5 separate regions of the Homo sapiens genome follow, and regions 1, 2, 3 and 4 are each linked to region 5. A link is a loop called in an ENCODE intact Hi-C map of the cell type or tissue named here. Cell type or tissue: endothelial cell of umbilical vein. All regions are shown on one strand. Region 1 has its middle 46 kb from the start of KCNIP1-OT1. Region 2 has its middle 12 kb from the start of KCNIP1. Region 3 overlaps LCP2 (lymphocyte cytosolic protein 2). Region 4 has its middle 7.2 kb from the start of C5orf58. Region 5 overlaps KCNIP1 (potassium voltage-gated channel interacting protein 1).

Region 1 (5,000 bases), 200 kb before region 5:
CCACTTGGTAGCCTAAATTCAGAGAAACTAAAGCCAGCCTAACGCTCTGAAGCTGGCAAGTGTTCATTTTTGGAAATCAGAAAGTGATGATGTGTTATCCCAAGAGACTCCTGGGACAAGATGCAGTGAGCAGCCATTCACAAAGACTACCTTGAACCGGGCTCTTTCCCTACATTTTGTTATTATATCCTCGCTACAACCTTCTGAGGTGGAAATTAATATCCCCATTTTACAGATGCATAAACTGTCTAGTGAGGGTGACAGATAGTATTGACATGACCAGAAGAATAAATATAAATGAGATAAATTCTCTCTGAAGGAAAGGAATAGGGATTTACAATGGTGTAAAACAAAGGAAGTGGGGCCTGGTCTAAGCGATCAGGGAATGTCTCTTTAAAGAAGTGACATTTAAGCTGAGGTCTAAAGGATTAGATGAGTGTTAAATAGGAGGAGACTGGGCAGGAGGGAAATCTTCTCCATGGCTCTCAATCCAGACACACAATTTGAACCACCTGAGGTTCACAAACACAAAGAAAGTATCGTGACCTGATACAGTCCCAGTCTAATTAAATCAGTAGAACCCAGGTGCCGATGTTTTTGTTTCTTTTTATTTTATTTATTACTATTTTTTGAGATGGAGTCTCGCTCTGTCACCCAGGCTGGAGTACAGTGGCACAATCTTGGCTCACTGCAACCCCTGCCTCCTGGGTTCGGGCGATTCTCCTGCCTCAGTCTCCTGAGTAGCTGGGATTACAGGCGCCCAACATCACACCTGGCTAATTATTCTATTTTTAGTAGAGATGGGATTTCACCATGTTGGTCAGGCTGGTCTCGGACCCCTGACCTCAGATGATCCGCCCGCCTCGGCACCCCAAAGTGCTGGGATTATAGGCATGAGCCACTGTACCTGGCTGGTACCAATGTTTTTAAAAGCTTTATGGTTGAACCACTGAAATGAAACAAAAAGTAAATCCAAAGCTCATATACTCTAGCCAAACAATAGCCATTAATAGCTATTAAGTAAATAGAGGAGATGCTCAGTGATAATGAGCAGGTAGATCATCAGCATCCTTGTCATCACCACTACATCTGCCTCCTCCAGATCATTTGGTAGCCAAGTCCAATGTCAAAGGAATAAAGGAAATCTGCCTCTGTTGAGGGCTTGCTGTATGTCACGCACTATGCTAAATTCTTCACTGTTTCATTTAACGTTTACCGAAACCCTTATTATTTTACAAATGAGGACGTTGAGGCTCAGAACAAGGCACCAATTTACCCAGGATTTCACAGCTCATCGGGGCAGTGGGGGACCCTCTTCCAGGCCCACCTGGCTGTAGAGACCACACTCTTTCCTGTCTCCATGCAGAGGGGCCTCCTGCTCACTTTAGCTCCCATTTCCCAGCCTGACTGCCTTGATTGGGCCGCATTTCTTTGTTCTGACCTCAAAAAGAGTTTTGTAGATTTGTGCCCACTTTTCTCATCACGCTTAAGAAAAGTGACCAAAGCTGAACCAAGCTATCTAGGTTCAAATGCTGCTTACTGGCTATCGGGCCCCAAACTATCTGTGGAACTTCTTTGAGCCTCAATTTTTTGTTTTCTATAACATGGGAATAATATCAGTACCTCCCTCATAAGTTTCTTATGAAGATTAAGTATGTATGTGTTAAGATTCATATTAAGTGAGAATTACGCATGTACGCATATACATACAAGATTAAGTATGTATGTAAGCATATATATATACACACACATTTAGAATAGAGCATGAAATATAGCCAGTGTTCAGTTAATGTCAAGTATTGTTAATATTATCCTATGGGCTGGAGTGAGAGGCCTCCTGGGGTGTTTGCTTTCCAGCCCCCAATCGGGTGGCATCCTGGATAGGGTATCATCATACCTCTCCCCAGGAGATCAGGATAGGGAATTGTAAGAGCACTCAGGTTGGAGGTAGGATGTGCACCAGGGAAGCTCAGGCAGGAAGCTGCTGTCTTTCCTGGTCTCTGCAGACTAGGAGCAGCAGCCAGGGACCTGGGTTGACTGGGGGACGGGTCGGTGGGTGGGGTGAGATGACTATCACACCTCCTCTAAAAACAAGATGGGGCCTGGTGCGCTGGCTCATGTCTGTAATCCCAGCACTTTGGGAGGCCGAGGCGGATGGATCAGTTGAGGTCAGGAGTTTGAGACCAGCCTGGTCAACATGGTGAAACCCCATCTCTACTTAAAATACAAAAATCAGCCGGGCGTGGTGGCACGAGCCTGTAATCCCAGCTACTCGGGAGGCTGAGGCAGGAGAATCACTTGAACCCAGGAAGGGGAGGTTGCAGTGAGCCAAGGTCGTGCCACTGAACTCCAGCCTGGGCGACAGAGCGAGACTCCATCTCAATCCATCTATCAGTAAAATACAGGATGGAAGGGAACGCCCAGCTCTCAGTCAGCTGCCAGCCCACGGCCTTGGACGCCACTGATGTGAGCCTGTCTGGGCTGGGGCAGAAGGGGCCAGCGTCAGGTCCTCAGACAATTTCCTCCTGGTAGCCTGGCCTGAGGCCCACCCAACCCAGGGAGCCGGCCCTGGCCAGTTGCAGCCAGTACCACCTGGTGCCCAGCAGAGGGCAGCACAGGCCACAGGCTGGCTTTTTCTAGGTGAAATTTTGCTACAACGTGTAGCCTCTTGGGTTCGGTGTCTCCCCTGTACTTCTTTGCAGGCCGGAGAAGTCCCGGACATTATCACAGACACCCTGCCTCATCCCCAGCTTCTGAGGTCTTTCTGGACTCTGTTAGCATATTTCAGAGGTTCACTGCAAACCAGAAACGGGACTTTGAGCTTGTGTTCCAGGGCAGAGGGCCCCAGCGCCTGTAGGTGCAGACAGCGCACCCCCAACACCCCCGAGTTTCCGCCTCCTCATCTGGAGAGCGGGGCTGGACAGGATGGTTTTTGGGGCTTTTTTGCAAGCTCACCGGGGCCAAGTGAGCTATTTCCCCTTGCCATTCTCTCCCAGGAGGAGAAGGCATAAGATGATGCTGAAGGCACAGGCTCTGGAAGAGGACAGGGCCATGCTTATTCCTGCCTTGTTATGTGATTATGGACAAGCCTTCACTGACCCTTGGAGTGATGGATAAAATCCGTACCCCACAGGGTTACAGGAGAAGTAAGTGAGGGACCACGTGCACGGAGCCCAGCAAGGTGCTCAGGAAACAATGCTATTGTTTTTCAGGTTACATCTTGGGGAGACCACCCAGAGGACCTTCTTTCAAGGACAGGTACCTGGAATTTCTCTCCCTTTCCTACATCATCTTCTTGTTTTCATGCGCAGGGAGGCCACCACTACCTGAGCCAGACCACTCCCTTCTTAAGCCAGGGCCTGCAAATTGCTGCAGCACTGCCCCCTCGATCTCAATCAGACACCCACATTCCTGCCCACCATGCCCAAAGCCCTTCATTGACCAAGACCCTGGCCTCGTCCCAATCCTCTGTAAAGTACACATGCGTCTTCAATCCACCCTACAGGACTGTGGAGCCGAGAAGATGTGGGGCTGAGCATTTACCTTTCCATAAGTTCTCCAGGGGGTTCTGAGGCCCACAGAATCAAAGAGCCACTGCTCTAGGCAATGAGATAGTATTCTAAAACAATTAATGAAGGCCCATGATGGGGACAGGAGAGCCATTATGCAAATTCCGGCCATTCGAGGTTATTAATTTGCAGGAGAGACTGTAGACGCTGGGTAAAGAATGCCCACAATATTAGGCAGTCAGGAGGCTACCCTGCAGGGCCTGTTCCTGCTCCGCCTGGTGAGCAGAAAGGTCTCAGGGACCAGCTTTAAAGGATGACAGGCCTCCCACTGGGTCACAGGGCACAGCTGCCAGGACTGAGGCCAGAATGAAGGCGATCGCCCATCCGGCTCAGTGGTTCTCAGTCTTGGGTCAGCACTGGAATCCCCAGGAGGGAACACGGAAACCCCGAGAGCTGGCTCCGCCCCTAGAGCTGACCTCAGTAAATCTGAGATGAGGCCAGAGAAATTGCATTTCGACAAGTTCCCAGGTGTTGCAGCGCAGGTGTGTGCATGCATGCATGCATGTGTACTTGTGTCTGTGCCCGTGCATGTGTGTGTTCCCCTGTTTTCTGCTTTCTGCAGTGTTTTAGCTCAGACTTCCTGATTGGGGTCCCATTCTTGACCAGAGGCCCAGTCTAGACCTAGAAGAATACTAATACATGCCCAGCTGTTTAGAGCCCACAAGCCCTCTCATGGCCCTTGTTTCCAGGCCCCATAACAGCCCCATAAGTTTGTTTTAAAAGTGCATCTGTAGGGGAGAAAAGATTTCTTTCCTCATCCATCACTAGGTTCATGGCTGAGGCACCTGTAACAAAAGACAGACTCACAAGAGAAAAGCAACCAAGTAATTTAAGTTTTGTGTGACATGGGAGCCTTGAGAAATGAAGACCCAAAGAAACAGGGACATCTATGTGATTTTTTGCCAAGTTTGATGAAGAAGCAGATAATTGTGGAGAAGTATAATCGGAAAATGGGGGTATGATTTGATGGTAATGACCTAAGTGGCATTTGGAAGGCCTGTTTCTTCAGATTCTTCTCTGCGTCTCTGCATCTTCATAGAGAAGGACTTTCCTTCCCTGTGGGTCTAGGGAAGGCACCTCTTAAATGAAGGTTTCATGACCCACTTGAGAATAAATTCAGGAAATTCTTTTATGGCCTGCTTCAGGGGAGAAGGGCAGGAGAAGGTCAGAGAGCGACCTTCCTTCTTCTGTGGTTTTCTCAAATGCCAAGGTGGCAGATCTGGGACAGTGTGTCCTGAACTCCCTCACAACCATGGCTGTCTGCAGGCCAGTCACTCAACGGCCATGAATGTGTATTGACTTGTGAGATCCTCCAAACAAACCTTCAAATCTCTGCTCACCCCCATTTGAGAGACCAGAGATGAGCCAAGAGACATGAAGCAACCTTCCCAAGGGAGCAGAGCCAAGATTTGAACCAGGGCTGTTGGGCCA
Region 2 (5,000 bases), 140 kb before region 5:
AGCAGCCTGGGAGGCTGCAGGCACTGAAGGAAGAGGTAGGGGACGATGACTCCATCTGTCACCTCGGCACTTACCCCAAAAGATGGAGGACTGCTGGCAGAAACAGACAGAAATTTCCCTTGAGAAGGAGAAAGCCATGCTATAGGCAATCAAGATTTGCACATTGTCAGCAGAGAAGGAATGAGACTGTCTGGTTGCCGCTAGACTTTGGCCAGGGCTGTCCTGCAGGTAAGGGCCTCGTGCAGGAGGCCCCTGGGCAAGGGCCGGCCCTTCTCCTCTCCCTCAGTGTCCTGGAAAGGCCCCAGGGCTGCCCCAACCCCTGACCTCTCTCCTTCTTTCTCCATATTGCTAGACCCCCTTCTCTTGGTCCCCTGCCTCCTCCCACTGGTGTGCACCCACACCTTCAGACAGTTCTGAGCAGACCACGCAAAATACAACTGTGATGTTATTTGCAGCAGGCATTCTGGACCCAGAACTGTGCTTGGTCTTGAAGTTGAAAGGTAGCAATCACTCATACTCCTCTCCCATGAACAATTTGAGAAAAAATGGAGGCTCAGGGCAGAAGTTACCCCCTTTACAACTGACGGGAGCTATCCTGGGGAATGAAGCCTGAGGCTAAAACCTATGCCCTATTTCCAGCCTCATGAAGTAAACTTAGCCACTGGGTCCCTAGCAAAGAAACTGGAGAACTGAGGGTCTCCCCCAGGTCTGCCCTCCAACTGCCCCAAGCCCCACATGCCTGCAGGCGGCCCTGGGATATCTGCCATGTGCAGGGAATAATGAGCCTGGCAGCTGCAAGAAGGAGATGAGCTCCAGGGTTTGAGGGTTAAGGACATTCACCAGTCTCCCAGCACACTCATCTCCACCCCACCCCAGTGAATGAGACTGAGAGGGCTCAAGGTGGGGGCAACAGGTTCTCTCCATTACCTTCCAGCCAATACCTGCATGTACATTGAGATACTCAGTAAGCCATGAGAAGCGCTGTGTGACCATGACTGAGTTGTTTAAACTCTCTGTTCATGCTCCTCCCCTGCAAAGTGAAGGCATTCAAAATCATCTGTATTCATGGTGAACCTACTTTGTTCTAAGGCCTCTGGGACATCCAAAGTTGGATAGGCCATGTCCCTGACCCAGCTGACTGCTCTCACCCTTGCTTTCACTGTGTGAAATTCTCCCACATTGACGGGCTGGGGGTAGGGCAACTACAATTGAGAAGCACAAGGGAGCCCCCCGTGGTGATGAAACAGTTGGTATCTTGACTGTGGTGTTTACACAAATCTATGTGTGTGATAAAATGACACAGAACTACACACATACACACACCCATAAGAGTGCATATAAAACTGGTTAGATCCAAGCAAGGTGTGTGGACCATGCCAATGTCAGTTTTTTGACTTTGACATTGTCCTGTGGTTCCCTAAGATGTTACCACTGGGGGAAACTGGGTGAAGGGTGCAAGGGCCTCTCAGTATTATTATGGGAATTTTCTGTGAGTCTATAATCCTTTCAAAAGAAAAGGTTATTAAAAAATCTCACATGACTTCTCACTACTCTGCTTATAAAATCCACACTCCTCACGGAGCACCACAGGCCCGCTGTAATCTGGCCTCTGTCTCCTCTCCAACCTCTCCCCAAGCTCCCTAGGCCCAGCCCCATCCCCTTCTCTCTGCACCTTGAGCACACCCAGCCCACTCTGTGAGGCTGTAGGCCTTGCTGTTTCTTTTACCTCAAGTTCTCTCGCCCCAAATCCTAAACACAAGTAACTTCTGTCATTCAAATTTCACAATCAGTCTCCTTTTCTTGTAAGGCCTTCTTTCTCAGGCTGATCCCTTCAGCCCTAATACAGTTGGCCCTTCCACTGTGTTTAGGGTGCTACATCACCATCACCTCTTGGTTTTTGGCTAAGATCAAGTGTAGAGTCCTGCTATCATCAGACATGATCTGATTCGTTTGTTTGCTTACCTATCACTGTCAGTCCGGACCTCCCCTCCCTCTGAGAATGAAGCAGAGAAAATGTTATCTTGGTCACCAGTGTATCCTGGAAACTGCAACAGGGGCAGGCACAGGCAGGAGTGCAGTGAATATCAATGGTAGATGAATGAATGAATGAATGAAGAATGAATGAAGAATGAATGAATGAATGCACCACACAAAGTAGCATTCTAGCAGAAGTGAAAACAAGGTTACCTAGTGCAGACTTTCCCAGCCAGGACTCATACTATTTTTAAACACATACACCTGCTTCGGTGATGTACTGAAGGCCTCAGGCTACTCTCCCCGCCCACATCTCCCACCCCTCTAACAGGATTCAAATCTCCAGTGCTCATATTTCCTCCTCATCACTTACCTAGCAAATCTGGCTCACAGTATAATATCAGTCATTTATACTTCAGTCTGAATTCCAGGTCAGTGCCAACTTCCTCCAGATATTTGTGGTTTAAGCTTCATGTGATATTACGTCATCTTAAGGGCATTTAGTAAAGGGGAAGAAGGAACATTTTTGGACAGAGGCCTTTTCCTGTGCTCATTTGTGCCTCACAGGAAGCCAAGAGTAAATGTGCATCTAGACCTACAGGGGAGGTCTTGGCAGTTACAGCAAACTCAGGGAATTTTAAATATGCCGGAAACTTTCCAGAGCCCTGAGTTGCAGTCCCAGCTCTGTCACTGTCTCTCTGTGCTTTGCTAAACAGACTTCGCCCCTCCGTGGGCCGTCTGTGAAAATAGGGCCCAGCTCGATGGCATATAAAGGCCCTCTGACTTCCAGTAGTAAAACTCTAGAGGAGCCCTTGTTTTCTGGGGAGACTCTTTCTGAGTTTTCATAATAATGTTGAGTAGTTCTCTTTTCTTGCTCACGCCGACTTTTCTCCAGTTCTCGGACACCAGTTCTGGGTACCCAACAATTCAATCCAGTTCTGACACTAACTATCCAGAGTTAGCAGAGGCCCCACAGGTTAAAGGCCTCGTCCCACAAAACTGCCCCCACTTCAGACACCAGTGGCCAGTCTCAGACCCCCTGTACTTCTGACCAACCAGCTATAAGTCAAGGATTCCTAAGACTCCTTCCTCAGGTCTAATAATTTGCTAAAGAAGCTCACAGAACTCAGGAACACACTTTACTTATGTTTACTGGTTTGTTTTCAAGGATGCAACTCAGAAACAGCCAAATGAAATGACTGAATCAGGCAAGATATGGGGTTGGGGGATGAGGCATCGAGTTTCTATGCCCTCTCCAGGCATGCCTTTCTCCCAGCACTTGGACGCGTTCTCCAACAGGGAAGCTCTCCAAATCTTGGTGCTTAGGGGTTTTTATGGAGGTTCAATTACATAAGCATGATTGATCAAATTATTGGCCAATGGTGACTGACTCAATCTCCAGCCTCTTCCTTCTCTCCAGAAGTTGGGGATGGGGCTGAAAGTCTCAAGCTTCCAGTCAAGGCTTGGTCTTTTTGGTGACCAGCCCAATCCTGAAGCTATCAAAGGCTCACCAAGAGTCACCTCACTGGAACAAAAGATGCTCCTATACCCTCATCACTCGGGAAACTCCAAGGGTTTTAGGGGCTTTGTGCTAGGAATGGGAGACAGAGACCAAATATCTATCTATTTATTTATTTATTTATTTATTTTTTGAGACGGAGTCTCACTCTGTCACCCAGGCTGGAGTGCAGTGGCACAACATCTGCCTCCCAGGTTCAAGTGATTCTCCTGCCTCAGCCTCCCAAGTAGCTGGGACTACAGGTGCCCACCACCATGCCTGGCTAATTTTTGTATTTTTAGTAGAGACGGGGTTTCACCATGCTGGCCAGGATGGTATTGATTCCCTGACCTCATGATCCAACCACCTTGACCTCCCAAAGTGCTGGGATTACAGGCGTAAGCCACCTCCCCCGGCCCCTTTCTATGACACCACAGATGGGCACAGTCAGAATCAGAGCCTGAGGTGCAGGTCAAATCCCTTAGCCCTCCACCAGTCCCGCCCACTTGGTTTCTGTGGTAGAAAGTTTTGTTTACTATCTGTATCTGTATCCCCCACCAAATGCGAGCTCCCCCATCCCACCCTGATGCTGAACTGAGGACACTCAGGGCTTTGTGTGGCTCTGGCAGCTTGCACAATGGGTTCTCAGATGAGGTATTCCATGCCCTTCTTCCTGGAGTAGTAAGAGTCAATGCTTTTCAGTTCAGCAGAAATTCATGAGATATTAGAAAGCACTTCCTAGATCTGCGTAGAAGTTGGAATAGGTTGCATATAGAAGCTAGGAAGGTTCCATCCCTGGAGATCTTTAGGAAGATCCCATTGCTCTGGGTGACTCAGTCGCTCATTTCAATCATGAATTACAGGCATTATCGAGTTAAGTCACCATGGTGGCTGGACCTGCTTTCTCCAAAGTCCCTCCAGCTGCAGGTTGGTGAGCCCATAGATGGGGTTAGTGAAGCATTGTTGGTCAGCTCACCAGGGCACCCTTATGAGAGTGAAGTAGACCGTGACTCCTCTGCAGTTGGTTAAGGAAGAGGACACTGAACAAAGTCATGTGTTAAGAGTGGTGTTTGGCTGGCAAATTCTGATTCATCTTTCAGGACCCTGCTCAAGCATCTCCTCTTTTGAGAAGCCTGGCCTGGCCCTCTCCCCATGCCCCACTCTTCCTTCCCCAGGTTTAATTAAATGTCTCTTCTCAGCTGGTGTGACCTCTTGGTTGATTGCAAATAGTGCATACTCCACTCTCTCTCCACGGAACTGTGAGCTTTCTAAGGGCCAGAACCATACCCACCTCATCTCTCACTGCCTCCCTGGTGCCATCGCAGGACAGGTGGGGCAGAGCAGGGGCCCGGTGGCTGCTGGCTAAATTGTTGGAGGGACTGGCTGGGAGCCCATACATCACAGACAGCAGATACCCCAGGGACTGGCAGTGTGGGAACCAGGTGAGAAGCCCCAGTCTCAGGTCTGCAGCCTTCCTCAGTCTCCTCACTCAGTAGCCTTGATTCCCAGCAAACCACATCAATTTCTC
Region 3 (5,000 bases), 360 kb before region 5:
GAGCATAGCCAAGAAAGGGGTGGGGGCAGCTGGGATTCTGGGCTCCTTTCCGTTCAGTTGCAGAGTTCCTTCCTCAGACTCATGTAGTTCACAGCAAGTTAAAACCCAGGGTCCTCAACTGCAGCCTGATATGGTGGAAAAGAGCCCCCACTTAGAAGTCAGAAAGACAAGTGTTCGAATTTAGGCAAATTTAGGCAAATTATTCAACTTCTTTGACCCTTAATTTTATCATCTGAGAAGTGAGGTTAAAAATGCACCTCCTTTGTTGAGTTGCTGTGAGGATTAGAGATACTGTAGGTGTATTTGTGGTAGGTAGAGCACTTGCCCCATAGCAGTTGCTCAATAAATGGTAGCTAAGAATTGAATTGAAAATAGCTGCACGTGAAGGTAACTGCAATCCAAGAATATTCTGCGTAAATTGTGAAGAAAAAGCACTGTGGTATACCCAATGTTTGGTCAATTGCATACCTAAAACAAAAACATCCCTGACATTTGAATAGCACCTTAGGGATTTATAAAGCATTTTCTATGTACAGAACATCCACCTTACAGATTAGGAGACTGAGCTCTGAAAAACTAACATCCCTGTGGTCTGTGAGCTATTAAGTAGCAGGCAAGGCAGCAGACAACAGCTCCCCCAACCCTTTTGTCTCAATTCAGGTCCTCTCTCTGTACCCTAAAGCCTCTTGGCTGAAGGACAATGGGATTTGTATACACAGATCATCCACATCACATAGAGAAGCAGCACAGCCCCCAGAAGCTGCAAGCAGGAGCTTTCTAATGAGGCTGATATGGGCTTTGGTCGCTACTCCCAACACTTGGTAGCTGTGTGATCTTGGGAAGGTACCTCTTTGTGTCTCCGTTTCCTTATCTGTAAAATGAGGATGATTCTACTAGTCTCCACTTCCTAGTATTGTGGCCATAGTTAAATGAGATGGTACATGTGAAACGTATGCAGGAAGCACTTTATAACAGCTTATCATTATTACTATGCATTAAATGTGAATCATACCCACCTAGTGTGAAGGGTTCTCTATCAAACGGAGCTAATGAACGATCTAGGGGAGGTTTCGTGCTTCTGTCTATTGAAGGAGCAGGGACTGGAAGGGGAAAAGGCTGACATCAATTAAAAGAAGAAAGCAGTCGGCTGGGGGTTGGGCGGGGCTAGGGGAGTGCCTGGTGGGAACAGGGCAAGAGAGAGCAGCCCTTGTACTCACGCTTTGCCGTTTTGTGGTTTCTGCTTCTGCTGGGTTCTTCGTGGTTGGTCTGGGGTGGGGGCAGTGGCTGCATAAAGATCCAAACGTTAGGAAGCACTTCCAATACATCAGCAAGAGCCGGCACTCCCAAAACCTGTCTGGATCTGCTCACTTTTCCTCATCTTCATGTTCTGCCTACAAACATCCATGTCCATTTCTTCACTGAACTACCGCAGTAGCCTCCTATCTGAGCTCCCTGTTCTAGACTCTGCCACGCAAGCTCTTTTCTGCAGGCAGCAGAGTGAGCATGTCACTTTCCTGCTAAGCCTCCTATCACATTAGAAACAAAATTGAAACTCGTTAATGTCCTGCGAGGCCCTGCCTGAGCTGGCCCATGTCTGCCCTCTCAACTCTTTCCTGTGATCCCTTCTCAGTACTCATGGGGTCCCTACCATAGAATCTTCTTGCAGTTCCTGGAAAATCTCAAGGTTATGCCCTCTTTGGCATCCCTACACTTGTTTCCTTCTGCCTAGAACGTTCTTCTCCCGGCTCTTCCCACAACTGGCTCATTCTGTCCCAGGTCCTTGTCACCTCCCCCCCCCATACCGTCATGTTACCTGGTCTTCCGTCCCCCGAACCACACATAACTACTCAAATGATCTCTTTCAGACATCTGTCTACCGTCTGATAACTAGCCCTAGTTGAGTTTTATGAAAGCAGGGACCTTATTTATCTTGTTCACACTTTATCCCCAACGCCTAGAACTCTGCTTGGCACATAGTAGCTGCTCAGACAATATTTGCTGATTAAATAAGTGAATCCTGCATCTCAAAAGAAGGTCTTCAAATCTCAAAAGCAATATACATCTGTAGATAAACTTGTGAAGGGAACACATTCCTAACTATCAAGTCCTTAGTCTGAGCTTCTCAGGGTCACTCTGGGAACTTATCAGATTCACAAGGACCGGGCTGTATGCTCGAAGAAGGAGAAAACGGGGTTTGCTACCTCTGTCTCCTCCGGTCTGAAGGCTCCTGTCCTTGGAATTTCAGGTGTCGGCCAGAAGGTGGCGCAAGTCTTTTTGCAGGAGAGAGGAAGGCTCGGTACCCAGGCAACACCAGTAGGTGCCACGGACTTAATTCGGTTCTCTTTGGGTTTATTTTACAGTTTTCACTTCTCTCAAATAGTGGGAAGTAAATAAAAACCACCAGTATTTTACCCCAAAAAAGAAACACGTGTGAATGCTTGGGTTTGCCTTTCCCCAGCCGAGGGAAAAGATTATAATCTTTTCTTACAAAATTAGAATGAGATAAAGATGTTTATAGTTTTATTTTTCTCTCTGGCGGAGGAAATAACTGCAGTGGACACCAAGTACTGTAAAAGAACGGGAGGAGGCCTACCGAGTGATTCCGGCCGGCTGGTGGGGGCGGGAGGGCGGCCATCGGTCTCTGGGGGGGCACAGGAGGCTGCTGGGGGGTTTTCCCAGAGGGGGGCCGGTCTGTGGAAACACAAGGTTATTAAAGTGAAAGGGGAGTATCGGCCAAGCTCAGGGGTCTCCAGGAACAGATATGCAGCTCGGGGCACCGGGGGTGCATGATCCTTGACCCCCAGGCCCACATGAGCCCCAGCCACGGGGAGACCCAGCCTGGATCTCACCCACCCCTCCCTGCCCATTTTTTCTGTCCTAGTTTGTGTCACTCTCCTTATACACAGGCTCAGCTTTCTTTGCATTTCACAGGAATAGGTATTTATCAGAGATTTTGCCAATCAAGAAAGGCCTCTTTGTAACCAGCTCAGCCAGAACTGGAAGGGAGGATTTTCAGACAATTTTGTAAGAAGTAAACATACGCATACCTCTGTATGCAGACACACAGATATACACATGTGCACACATGCATGCACACACATGCATATATATGCACACACCTGCATACACAGAGACACGAGTGCACACAGACACACACACATGCCAAAAATCTCACAGGCACACCCAGCTGCCTGTGCAGGGTGAAGTCAGCTCTCACTGCCATAGGGATCTTGTTCTGTCTGCCCTTCCTTCCCCTCTCCAGTGTCCTGGGCTATCTCCTCCCTGACACTTCCTCATTTTGCTCATCTCTTCCCATAAAGGGAGGAGCTGATCACCAACTTCTGTTACCAGACCACAGACTCTTAAGTGGAAGCTAGATTTGCCTCGAGCAGAAACTCACATTATCTGGGCAGAAACTCACATTATCCACATCTCCACGGAAGTGTCCCTAGGCCAGGTTGACAGGCTGGCAATTTCCTACCCCTTTGACAGGGAAAGGCCAGGACAAGACCATCAAGCAAGAGGGGTGAGTGGGTAGGGCCTCCTTACGCTTTGTGCCCTGGGTGCCTCTCTTGCCCGACTCTAGTCCCAGCCTTGGGGAGGTGCAGCTCTTCCACAGGGAAAAGGGTAGGAGCAAGGCCCAGCCTGATCTAATTCCACCCTGCTCCACCCGCACTGGCCATCTCTCAGCTTCTCTAATAGGCCATGCTCCTTTGAGCCTCAGGGCCTTTGCACAGCCATTTCTACTGCTCCAAATGTTCTTCCCTTACCACATCCATTTCCACTTGGCCAACTTGTATTTATCCTTTAACCTTGGTTTAATATCACAGCTTAAAGATACACCCTCAGGCAAACGCTCCAGCCTCATCTGTGCTTGTCTTCGTGCCTCTGTATCACGGTTTCACCAAGTAACCTCATGGCTCATTTGTTGGAGGGTGCGTCACCTGCCAGACTGTCAGTCCCTTGGCGAGGGCTGTCTTATTCACTCTGTATCTTAATGACTGGCACACACAAGGCACTCAACAACTGACTCATCCATTGCTTTTCCGGACCTCCACTTCCCTGTATATGAAACAGACTTGATCATGGTTGTCCTTATTACACAGATGTTTAAAAACCACCATGAGATATTGAGACAGCATTTTGTGAAAGGGCTTTAAAATGGAAATGGGTTATACCGCATAAAGGATTAAATGGTATTCGTTTTTTGTGGTACTGACCTTCAATTTTCAGCGTACTCTCTGAAAGTATATTATTTAAGAATATATTTGTTTATTTTCTGTCAACACCACTACTAGAATGTAAGCCCCAGGAGGCAGGGGCTATTTCTTCTTTCCTGATCATTTCTAAGCACTGAGAATGGGGCCTGGGCTCCCAGCAGATCAACAATGTTTGTTGAATGAATGGAGAGAGAAGTGGGCTAAAAGGACAGATAGACAATAAAAATCGTAAACACCATCTAATATTTTTTAAAGTTATAGTCAAACCCTACTCAATATCTTCATGTTTATTCTAGCATAATAATGCCATGTAACTATAATTTGGTCAAAAGATGGGGAGGAACAGGAAAGTACTCTTGGAGTACCTGAGTAAACTGCAGAATGAGTTGAAACTGCCAAATAGCCTTAGGTGGTAGTTCAATGCTGATATCAGCCACCATAGGCAAGAATTGGTTGCAGTCTTAGTAGTCCTCACAGGAAACCTATGTGGTCTGTACATTTATTATCCTATTTCACAGATGAGGAAATTGAGGCCCAGAGAGACAGAGTTACTTGTACAAAGCCACATAGCTGTTAAGAAGCCGAGCAGATATCGAGACCCAGAGCTTTCTGCTACATGGGCAAGCTGGGGCATCAGCCTTCCATGCAGCAGTGGCGAGCTTGCCTTTGGGCTGCTCGGGCCAGAAAATCCGGAAACGGGCCCTTACCGATGTACATGGAGTTGGAGTTGGGGAAAGGCTTGGCAGGCAGGATGGAGTTCTGCAGAGCTTCCTCGTCATT
Region 4 (5,000 bases), 410 kb before region 5:
AATTAAGCTGGAAACAGATCCAATTTATTAGTTCCATTCCTGCTCCATGATTGTGCCCAGAGGCTCGTAGACACACACTGTAAATCACAAAGAATAATAATAATAATAATAATAATAAAGAGCTCTCTGTTGAAAGCTGCCTTAGGGGACATCTGTCAGCTTGTTGAGGACCCCCAGAGAGCCAACTTCCTCTTTCCTCCTTCCAGAATAAACCACAAGAAGAGGAGTCAGTAAGTGAGGGAAACTTTAAGGTCAAGTGGAGACAAATTCCCAGCCCCATCCACTTTCTTGGCTAGCCATAAGCATTCTTATCCTTCTTTTCTACAAAAACAGGAAATTTATATATTAATGTGCCAAGCCCTTTGCACAGATCAAATGCAATCCTCCCAACAGCCCTATTAACTAAATACAGCTACTCAAATTATCCTCATTTTATGCATGAGGACACTGAAGAGTTACAGAGGATAAGTAACTCGAGGATGCACACCTCATTAATTGAGGAGCTAGGATTTAGATCCAGAGCCTCATGATTCTAAAGCCTGTTTTTTGTTTGTTTGTTTGTTTGTTTTGTTTTGGCCACACTAGGTTTCTAGAAACTTCCAGTTCCTTCTTAAAAGTCCTTTTTGGGCATTCCGGCCTAAATCCCAAAACTGTGGTCTGGGTACAAGAGAGAATTAGGCCAGTGAGAAAAATTTAAACCACCCTGCCCTCTAAATGTCTGTCTTCTTTCGGAGACTGGTGAAAGTTTCTCAATCACTCAGCAAGTAATCTCATTGTGAGCCAGGCACGGAACTAAGCACTTGCAGAACAGAGGCAAACTAGACACAACTGCAGGCCTCAACAAGCTCGGTCTAGTGGGAGAGGCAGATTGGAAAACAAACATGGCAAACCATTCGAGGTAGTCTCAAGAATGGAGGGGATAGATAACAAGATGTAGGGAGAGGAGTTTCTAAGCAAATGTCCTATGCAACCCTAGAAACAATATGGAGGAATAGAAGGCTGTGAGAGGAAAATAAGATCTCAGGGCCCCAAATTCACTGTGCCAAAGGGAAAGGGCTCATCCTGGAATCTGAGTCATGAACAAAACAAAAACAAAAACAAAAAACAAAAGCAAAAACAAAAAACAAAAAGACCTGCCTTTGCTTTTGTTTCTAAACTGATAGCTACAGATAGAAGGTTGCATGTCTCCACAGAAGGCCTTCCTCACCCTGACAATGTAAATCAACAGCTTATCTTCATGGGTATGGGACAAGAGGAGACTAGAAATTGTCCCCACTCCCCATCCCAAGACAAATGTGCATTTGATTGACTGCTTCCTCTACTCCATGTTTACTTTATCTTATGTAAAGTGCAGATTTACTGAGCATGAGACAAACATATAATTGACTATTTCCTCTACCCCCTCCTTTTCACTACAACGTGTGGAATGTGACCATATCCTCCCTTTATTTTCTCTTTCCCCTTTCTCATCCTACCCATTTTCCCCTTTAAATATCAAAGCCCTCAAAATTCTCTTTGGAAGAAATAGGGCCACAGATCCGACTGTGGCTTGTGTCTCTTTTTCCCCATTGTGTTCTCAACCTTGGCAAAATAAACCTCTGAACTGATTGAGATCTGTCTCAGATACTTTTTGGTTTATAAGGCATAAGGCCCAGCCATTTCCCAGCTGAGTAATCTGGAGTCCAACCCTGAGTCTTTCTGAGTCTCAATTTCCTCAGGCATACAATGGGAATATGAATTGTTTCCAAGGCTCTCACAATTAAATGAGATCATATAGGCCATGCTTAGCATCCCATTCTTCCATCACCAGGTGTCACCTATCACGGAGTCTGTGCTGATTCTACTTCTAAACATTTCTGTAATGTCATTTCCATCTCTTCTGCCAACATGTTAAACAAGGCCCCATCATCTTCCCCATGGATGACTGCAATACACTCCCAACTGGACTTCTCATATCTATTCTTTCCTCCTGTCCAATCTGTTCTCCATTGTGAAGCCAGGATCACCTTTTTAAACTCCAATTATGAGCATACCACCCACTACCTCCCATTCGTCACCTGCTTAACACCCTTCAGTGGCTTCCTACAGGCATCAGGAGAGAGAATGTAACCCTCTGCATAGCATGGTTGGCCCCTGCTCCCTCTCCAGCCTCATCTCACCCTGGGTTCCCCCTCACTCCCTGCATCCCCGCCTTGCTGACATTCTTTCAAGCTCTCCCATCTGCCAGGATGCCTCCTGACATGAGGGCCTGAAATATGCTGTTCCCTCTGCCTATCATGCTCGTTTCTCCTTCTCATCTCAGCCCAAATGTTCCCTTTCCAGGGAAGCCCTCCCTGAAAGCTGCCCCAGCCGTGTCACCGTCCCCACTGGGACATCCTTCCTTCCTTGATAGCTTCTAATTGAATCCTCACTTAATATGCATTTGTGTGATGTGTGGATTCCAGTCTGTCTCCTTCACCAGACCATGAGCTCCATGGCTCACCCCTACATGCCTCAAACTTAGCATGGTGTCTGATACACAACAGATGCTCAAGAAAGGTTTGTTGTATGAATATTAAATGCATGGCACTTGGGAAGTTTATAAAATTGTGACTTCCTTTTCCCTTGTCTAGGGCTTCTTATATATGAAAGTTAAAAAAAAGTGTGTTTTTGTTTGGTGGTTGTTTTAATGAAACATTATTTGTCAAAGTCTCCAACAGTGCAGATCCCTAAGATTTCCCTTTCTGCAAAAGATGGCCAGCAGAGGGCCCCATAGGAGCAATTACTGAAGTCAGGTCAGCGAAAACAGCAGCTGCTGAAAGATAGCCGATCCTGTGCCCAAATCTCTGGCAGTCCTTGAGCAGCTTGGAGAGAACATCACCATCATGGAACCCTGGCCCACTATGTCCAAAAACTGTTTGATCTGGCCTCAAGAAACAGGAGTTCATAAGGCAGGAGATCAGAGCCCTGCGTAGACGGTTTTAATGCAAATCCCTGCTTGTTTCTTGAGTTGCCAGTTTCACGCTTAAGAATTTGTAGTCAAGAGCTCGCACAGTTGGGTAGAATCACGCATGAGTGTTAGGGGAGATTTGCTTTCTTTGGGGGCCACTTTTCGTTTTCCAGTCAGTAGTTTTATTTCCATTTTAATTTTCCGAGCATCTGGCCCCCAGCAACAGCCTGTGGTTTGGAATTCATGGCTCTGTTGTGTGTTTACGCACTACACTTGCTTGTAATTGACAAATTTAAATTCTGGTCATATTTCATTTATTACCCAGACCCAGGGAAAAATCCTAGGCGAAAACCTAATTACAGCAAAAGTGCCACAAGGTAATTGCTGTGAAAGAACTCCTGCAGCAGCAGGGCTGAATATTTCATCCACCCATAAAATGATTATGCTGACAAGATTCTGAAAAATAATAAAATCTGTTTAATAAAAAAGAAGCAAAATATCAGTGTTTTTACACACAAAGTATTAAAACATTCTTCATTTTGGACAGATCCTAAGTCATTTGATTTTTATTCAAATGATGATCCACAGCTGAGATAGTTCTTTTATCAGAAACCGGGGTTGGGTAATCCCTCCCACATGAGGCTGTGTGGAAGCTTCCAGGCCTGCAATGGCCTTCTGGAACAGTACTGAATCGGCTTGCCACTGCTCTATTGGATCTCTGGTCTGTGCCACAGAATCAGAAAGCAGATGGAATGAAAGGAGAATGCCTTTAGTTTAGACTGCTGTCACTCCCCCACATTCTCCCTGGCCACCATGGGGGCTGTCTGTCCTTCTCTCAGAGGACCTAGAAGGCATGCAGGTGTGACTTCTGCCCTCAGAGCTTTGTTGAGTCCATCAGGGCATCTGGGGGTAATTTGCATCTGGGTGTCTCCAACTGTCCAGGATACCACTATAGCAGGGACCACTGCATTCATTCAGCTACTGAACAAGGTTGTATGGAGCATTTACCATGTGCCAGGAATTGTGTTAGACACAGCGTTGATAACAGTGAACTAGACCCTTGGTTCCTGCCCTTGACAGGAACTATATTACAGTGAAAGAGACAGGTCAAAACCAAAACAAAAAGTAAACAGAAACATAAATAAAGCATAACAAATTATATCAAGTACTGCATGGAAACACAGAAGGGGCTGGGAGAGAGGATGGGGCGATATCAGAGTAAGGCCTCTCTGAACCCTAAAGCAAAACAAGGAGCCAACATGGCAAGCTCAGAAGGAAACAGGTTCCAAACAACCGCTGGCCTGTGCCAGGCCTGAGAGGAGAGTGAGGGGAAGGGAGACTGGAGCTGTGGGGCCTTACGGACCAGGGTCAGGAGTGTAGTGTTTATTCCATTAAGGGAAACCCCTGGGAGGCTTTAAAGCAGGGGAAAGACACAATTCCATTTACATTTTAAAAAGCTCATCCCACTAGAGGCTGGAGCATATACAGTGGCTCTTAGGGACAAAGATGGTAGGTGGTGGGAGCAGACAGGAAGGACATTATTGTAACACAGGGCAGGACCAGGGCAGTGGGAGTAGAGGCAGGAGTACAGGGGGTTTTTGAGTATGGAAATTTACATATAAAAACATAAATATTTTACAAATCATCTAACATCTCAGATGTTAGCATTAGACTTTCCATTATGGTTGCAAGTGAAACTAGAGATCAAAAAATAAAATACAGCCAGGTGTGGTGGCTCACGCCTGTAATCCTAGCACTTTGGGAGGCTGAGGCAGGAGAATCACCTGAGGTCAGGAGTTTGAGACCAGCCTGGCCAACATGGTGAAACCCTGTCTCTACTAAAAATACAAAACTTAGGTGGGCGTGGTGGAGCATGCCTGTAATGCCAGCTACTCAGGAGGCTGAGGCAGAATTGCTTGAACACAGGAGGCTGAGGTTGCAGTGAGCCGAGATTGCACCACTGCACGCCAGCCTGGGCAACAGAGCAAGACTCTGTCTCAAATAAATAAATAAATAAATATAAAAATAAAACAAATTACTAGGAAATAGAAGAAACAAAGACCTAAATTAG
Region 5 (5,000 bases):
ACAATTTTGAGGGGCCAGATGCCAACTCGAGGGATACAGAGAAGATCTAGGCACAGTCTTTCCCCACCATGTCAGACAAAAAGGTTAGATACAGGACCTGATATGTTATAAAACTCAATCAATATTTACTTAGTGAATAAATGGACGGATGGATGGATGGATGCATTAGGCAGCCAAGTGGGCAGCACCGATGACTTAATGTACTGAGTGCTCCGACTCCAGCAACATGCATTCATTGTTCCTACTGTGTGCCAGTGAACAAGAGCAATGAACTCAATGACTTCTGCCCAGGGTGGGCCAGGGAACCAGGGAAGACTCTCCAAAAAGGCAGCATTTGGGCTGGGACGTACAGATGAGTAGGGGGTCGAGTGTGTCGTTATGTCGCTGGAGCCCAGAGGCGTCCATCAGGACTTGGGGGAGGGCAGATGAAAGGGCCTTACTGCCTAACTTGGAGCCACTGTATGTTTCAAAACAAAGGAGAGAGAGGATCCTGGGAAAGAGAAAGGGTACTCTAGGCAGAGGATGTGAATGGGCACAGCACAGGTGAGAACATCAAGACCAGGGGTCAGGGAATCTACTGGTAAACAATTGTACCCCAAGGGAGCAATCACAGCCTCTCCATCCACAGGGAAATGCCTGGTGGGGAGGAATGGGAGGAAAGAAACAGATTGCATGACTGTGTCTTGAAGGTCTAATTCCAGAGTACAGCATCACCCCTATCTTCCAGGTCCAGAAACTGAGGCTCAGAGGGAGACTTTCTGATGAGTGCAGCGTGCAGATAAGAGCATCTCCAAAGCTACCTCCTTCCCCAGTCACACCAGGGCATAAGCAACTGATAACAGCTGTCAGCACGGGACAGTGGAGGGAACACTAGGTTAGGAATAAGGGTACGAGGCTTGAGTACAGATTGTCAATGACTCAGTGTGTGAACTTGGTCAGGTGACTCCAACCAGATGACTTCCTTCTCTGAGCTTCTGTTCCCTCCTCTATGAATGGGGACAATCACTCAGCTTCACAAAACAATGGCTGCGAAATTGCCTGGTACAAGAGAGAGAACTTCCAGTGTGTAGGGGCTGTTGTCCTAACTGCCCAGCCCCCTAGATAGGTAGTTATGTCATCTGTGAAATGGGTGTTAGAATTCCTACCTCCCAGGACAGCTGTGGGCAGAAAACCAAAGAATGTGTGTGAGAGCCCAAGCACCATGCCTGGCACATAGTAGGTGCTCAGGAAAGGCTGAGGGTGCAGCTGCTGTCCACACACATGGTACCACTGCCCCAGGAAGGGGCTTCAGGAACCAAGAGCAATTCTGAGCACTGGTGACTGGACTCTGCCATTCTCCATTTCAAACGCTTTTTGAAAGCAGCTCCAGACCCAAGCAGGAGAGCAGGAGGCAAAAGAAACGCAGGGGCTTTCCCGAATGGAATTTTAGAAACACACAGAATTGTCTCCTGCACAGAAGGGAAGCTGTCTTCCACAGCACAGAGCCACCAGGCCCCAGACTGCTGGCTTATGTATTTGTCATTGCTCATCATGAATGGATGCCAGGAAAGTCTCTTTGTGATGGGGGCACAACCCCTCAAATCTCCTCCCCTCCAGATGCCATCCACTGGAGCTGAGACTCCCAGGTCCCCTAGGGCTTCTCTCCCAGGGGCCTCTGGGCTCCCCAAGGCCACGTGCTGCCCCCACTAGAGACCTGGGCCAGTCCTGACCAGGGGAAAGAGTAGCGCCGACAACAGCCCCAGATGGTATGTGCACTGGCACATACTGGCAGCTGCCTTCATGACAGCAAGCCATAGGTCCAAATCCCGCCCCTTCACAGGGACATTCCCAACTGGTCAGGGGTGGACCTCCCCTTCCCGGCTGTCTTTGGTGTCCAGGACGATTTGCCACAGACAGGGGGAGCTAAAGGGGCCCACGCTTGAGGCCGCTCAGCTCTGAGTCCTCGCCGGCCACAGAGGACCTTCGTGCCTGTCCTCTGTCCTCCTGCCCAGTCCCCAGGCCAGGCTCAGCTGGAGTTGGGGAGCAGAAAAACACGCATCTGAATCAAGGCTCTCGGAGCCTTTGCTTCTGCCTCCAAGAGGCGAGGGAAAATGAATACCCAGGCGAGCGAGCAAGAGAGACCCTCAGAAAACCCCAGATGCCCCTGGAATCAAGCCCTGTCCCACCAACGCCACGTGGATTGACAGGCTATTAGTCTTCCTGTAATTAGGATTCTCGCCTCAAATCTTGTATCTTTTTCCCCCAGAAGATTCTCCTCCAGCCTTCACCACTGCCCCCTGGCGCTTCCTTGCAAGGCTTTTGAAGAATCCTTTGCAGAGAAGCAGCCTCCTTTGGCAGGGGCTGCAGAGCACTCTGCCTCCCTAGGCCAGGGCGAACCAACAGAGGCGGGAGATGAGGAGGAGCAGCGCGGCTCTGCTGCGTGGCCCTGGGCAAGCACCACAACCTCTCTGGGCCGTTTGCACATTCTTACCGCCAGGGATGTGGGCGGTAAATGAAAGAGACCAGCACAAACCAGTGTCAGCTCCCTTCCTCGATTCCTAAAATGTGATGCCCAAAGATGGGCCAGCCTCCTGCTGTGCCTTCTCTGGGGGGACATTTAATAAGTGGAAGAGCCCTGGCTCTGAGTCAGGCTAGAATCCCAGTTCTGCACTTAACCAGCTGTGTGACCTCAGGCAAGCAACCTGGCCTCTCTGAACCTGAGTTTCTTCATCTGTAAGTGGGAACGCTAATGCTGTGCTGAGGGTTCCATGGGACAACCATGTAAAAGCACCCAGCACGCACCCAGCAGGCAGCAGGTCCTGCACAGCGTTCCCTCGCGTGGGGGTGGGTTGGGGCTTGAGCACGGGTTGAACCTGGAAGAGGCCATTTCCCTCCCTTCTCCCCGAGGAATAATTGTGAATTCCTGGGTCTCAGAGGAAACATCCGCTTTGGTGGTCAGAAAGGACATCCTCCTTTGAGCAGGGGGAGAGCAGAGGGAAGGGGGTTGCGAGGGTCACGCCTTCCCCAGGCATTCTCGGGGTCTCTCCAGCAAGGATGGAGGCGGCCAGGGGCTTGGGCGGTGTGGGGCGCCACCTGGCGTCCAGAAGAGGTAAGACAGGCGGAGCGGGACCCTCCGAAGTGGGAGGAGGACGCTGGTCAGGGGAGGAGGGGACCGCGAGAGCGAGAGCGGACATTCTACCAAACACATGGACAACACAGAAGATGAGGAAAATGAGCAGGGCAGCTAGTCATAGGAGCAAATTTTAAAAATTAAGTGACTGAGGTAGTCAGGGGGCCTCACTGAGAAGTGGCTTGGAGTAAGACCTGAAGTTGGGGACTGGATATGCAGATGTCTGGGAGGAGAGCTTTTCAGGAAGAAGAATCAGCCAGTGCAGAGGCCTATGGCAGACCCAAGCAGGAGGCAAAAGAAACGCAGAGGCTTTCCAGGATGGAAAATGAAGAATCAGCCAGTGCAGAGGAATGTGCCTGGATGTGTTCCAGGAATGTTTCAGAATGAGCTAAAAGGCCAGGGACAGAGAACTAAGAGGAGAGGAGAGGTCAGAGAGATGGCGGTGGGCGGAAGGAGGGGGCGGGGCGGAGGAGGGGGCGAGGGGGCGGGGGGGCGGAGGGGGGGACGGAGGGGGGGGCGGGGGGCGGGGCGGAGGGGGGATGGGGCGGGGCGGGGTGTGGCTGTGCGTCTGGATAAGGGTTGTGGCTTTTATGCTGCACGAGAAGGAGAGCCATTGGAGAGCTTGGGGCAGAAACAAGAGCTGATGACATTTTAATCCCTCTGGCTGCTGTGCTGGGGTAGACTGTCAGGGCCAAGGGCAGAGTGTGAAAAGCGCCCAAGAGGCTTCTACAAGAATCTAGTGGGAGATGCTGCGGCTCTGGCCAGGTTAGTGGCAGTGCCAGTGGTGAGAGGGATGTGGTTCTGCGGGTGTTGTGAAAATGGAGCCAGCGGGATTTGTTGACAGACCAAAGTTGAGGTGAGACAGAGACTCCGGAATGACTGCAGGGTTATTGGTCTGAGCAGGGTTATTGGTCTGAGCAGATAACCAGATGGAGTCACCACTAACTTAGATGGAGAAGGCTGGTAGAGTGAGGAAATATCGGGAACTTATGTTCGGACTTGTTAAGTTTGAGATGGCTGGGAGATATCTAAGTGGAGAGGGCAAGGAATAAAATGCTTCCTAAACTCCAGCATCCATTCAGTCCCCTGGAGAGCTTGTTAAACCGGATGGATGGGTGCCACGCCCACCCCTGCACCCCTGAGTTGCAATAGGCCCAAAATGATTCAATAGGCCCAACATGGGGCCCAAGGTTCTACATTTCCAACAGCTTCCCAAGTGATGCCAATGCTGCCAGACTGAGAACCACACTTCGAGTAGCACCAAAGTAGGCAACTGGATGTTTGAGGCTGGCATTCAAAAGAGAGATCCTGGCAAGAGATAGAATTTTGGAGTCATTGGCACGGAAATCCACAAAACGACATGAGCTCTCCCAGGGAGTGTGTGTGTGTAAAGAGGGAAGAAAAGAGCATTGAGTCCCGAGCCCCAGGCTCTTCAATGGTAAGAGGTTGGCAGATTAGGAAGGACCAGCAAAGACTGGGATGGGAAACCACTGAAGCAAGAGGAAGGCCAGGCAGATGTGTCCTGAAAGCCAAAAAGAGAAAGGTCATCATTAATATGATACATTTTGCAATTTGTTTATATGTAAGAGGAGATTAATAGCTCATAGCATTCCCAGGCATTGCTGTTAGGAATTGCAGCTCCAGGCTGGCAACCCTTAAATCACAAACTAGATTGTCAAGAGGACTGCCTGGAATTCCAGCTCTGTAAGTAATATGCTGTGTGGCCTCAGCCAGGTCACTTCACCTCTCTGGGCTTCTCTTGCTTCCATATATAAATGTAATAAGAAAATCTTTTATTTATTATTTATTTATTTATTTTTGAGACAGAGACTCGCTTTGTCACCCAGGCTGGAGGGCAGTGGTGCGATCTCCACTCACCGCAATCTCCGCC

The links. A loop is a pair of places that touch in the nucleus more often than their neighbours do. Peaks named below come from ENCODE experiments on the same cell type or tissue, not always from the same donor. Only the 100,000 strongest peaks of a DNase experiment are listed, where the experiment ranks them.
Region 1: a loop joins it to region 5, with 7 times the contacts of the local background. A loop is called at or near these places in 101 of 110 quality-filtered maps.
Region 2: it touches region 5 in a loop (5-fold over the local background); 3 of 110 quality-filtered maps call a loop at or near these places.
Region 3: a loop joins it to region 5, with 5 times the contacts of the local background. A loop is called at or near these places in 22 of 110 quality-filtered maps.
Region 4: a loop joins it to region 5, with 8 times the contacts of the local background. A loop is called at or near these places in 52 of 110 quality-filtered maps.

The regions. Positions count from the first base shown.
Region 1 is chr5:170,432,574-170,437,573 of GRCh38, forward strand. It overlaps a transcript of KCNIP1 not described here. Among named protein-coding and RNA genes, the nearest start is that of KCNIP1-OT1, 46 kb to the left of the region's middle. In endothelial cell of umbilical vein, a CTCF peak has its summit at 2,603 (motif pointing right); a DNase peak (open chromatin) is centred at 2,618.
Region 2 is chr5:170,489,158-170,494,157 of GRCh38, forward strand. It overlaps a transcript of KCNIP1 not described here. Among named protein-coding and RNA genes, the nearest start is that of KCNIP1, 12 kb to the right of the region's middle. In endothelial cell of umbilical vein, no CTCF peak of the experiment used is centred here; a DNase peak (open chromatin) is centred at 2,494; H3K27ac peaks cover 1,772 bases.
Region 3 is chr5:170,265,792-170,270,791 of GRCh38, forward strand. LCP2 (lymphocyte cytosolic protein 2) reads right to left here. Exons shown (of 21, transcript NM_005565.5): 7 at 4,928-5,000; 8 at 2,594-2,691; 9 at 1,218-1,284; 10 at 1,017-1,100. Among named protein-coding and RNA genes, the nearest start is that of LCP2, 29 kb to the right of the region's middle. In endothelial cell of umbilical vein, a CTCF peak has its summit at 2,254 (motif pointing right); a DNase peak (open chromatin) is centred at 2,270; H3K27me3 peaks cover 1,244 bases.
Region 4 is chr5:170,223,288-170,228,287 of GRCh38, forward strand. No RefSeq gene overlaps it. Among named protein-coding and RNA genes, the nearest start is that of C5orf58, 7.2 kb to the right of the region's middle. In endothelial cell of umbilical vein, a CTCF peak has its summit at 2,746 (motif pointing right); DNase peaks (open chromatin) are centred at 284 and 2,774; H3K27ac peaks cover 1,397 bases.
Region 5 is chr5:170,630,119-170,635,118 of GRCh38, forward strand. All of the region lies in intron 1 of KCNIP1 (potassium voltage-gated channel interacting protein 1), which reads left to right. Among named protein-coding and RNA genes, the nearest start is that of KCNIP1-AS1, 49 kb to the right of the region's middle. RefSeq lists enhancers at 2,636-3,217, 2,992-3,171. In endothelial cell of umbilical vein, a CTCF peak has its summit at 3,090 (motif pointing left); a DNase peak (open chromatin) is centred at 3,273; H3K4me3 peaks cover 248 bases; H3K27ac peaks cover 377 bases.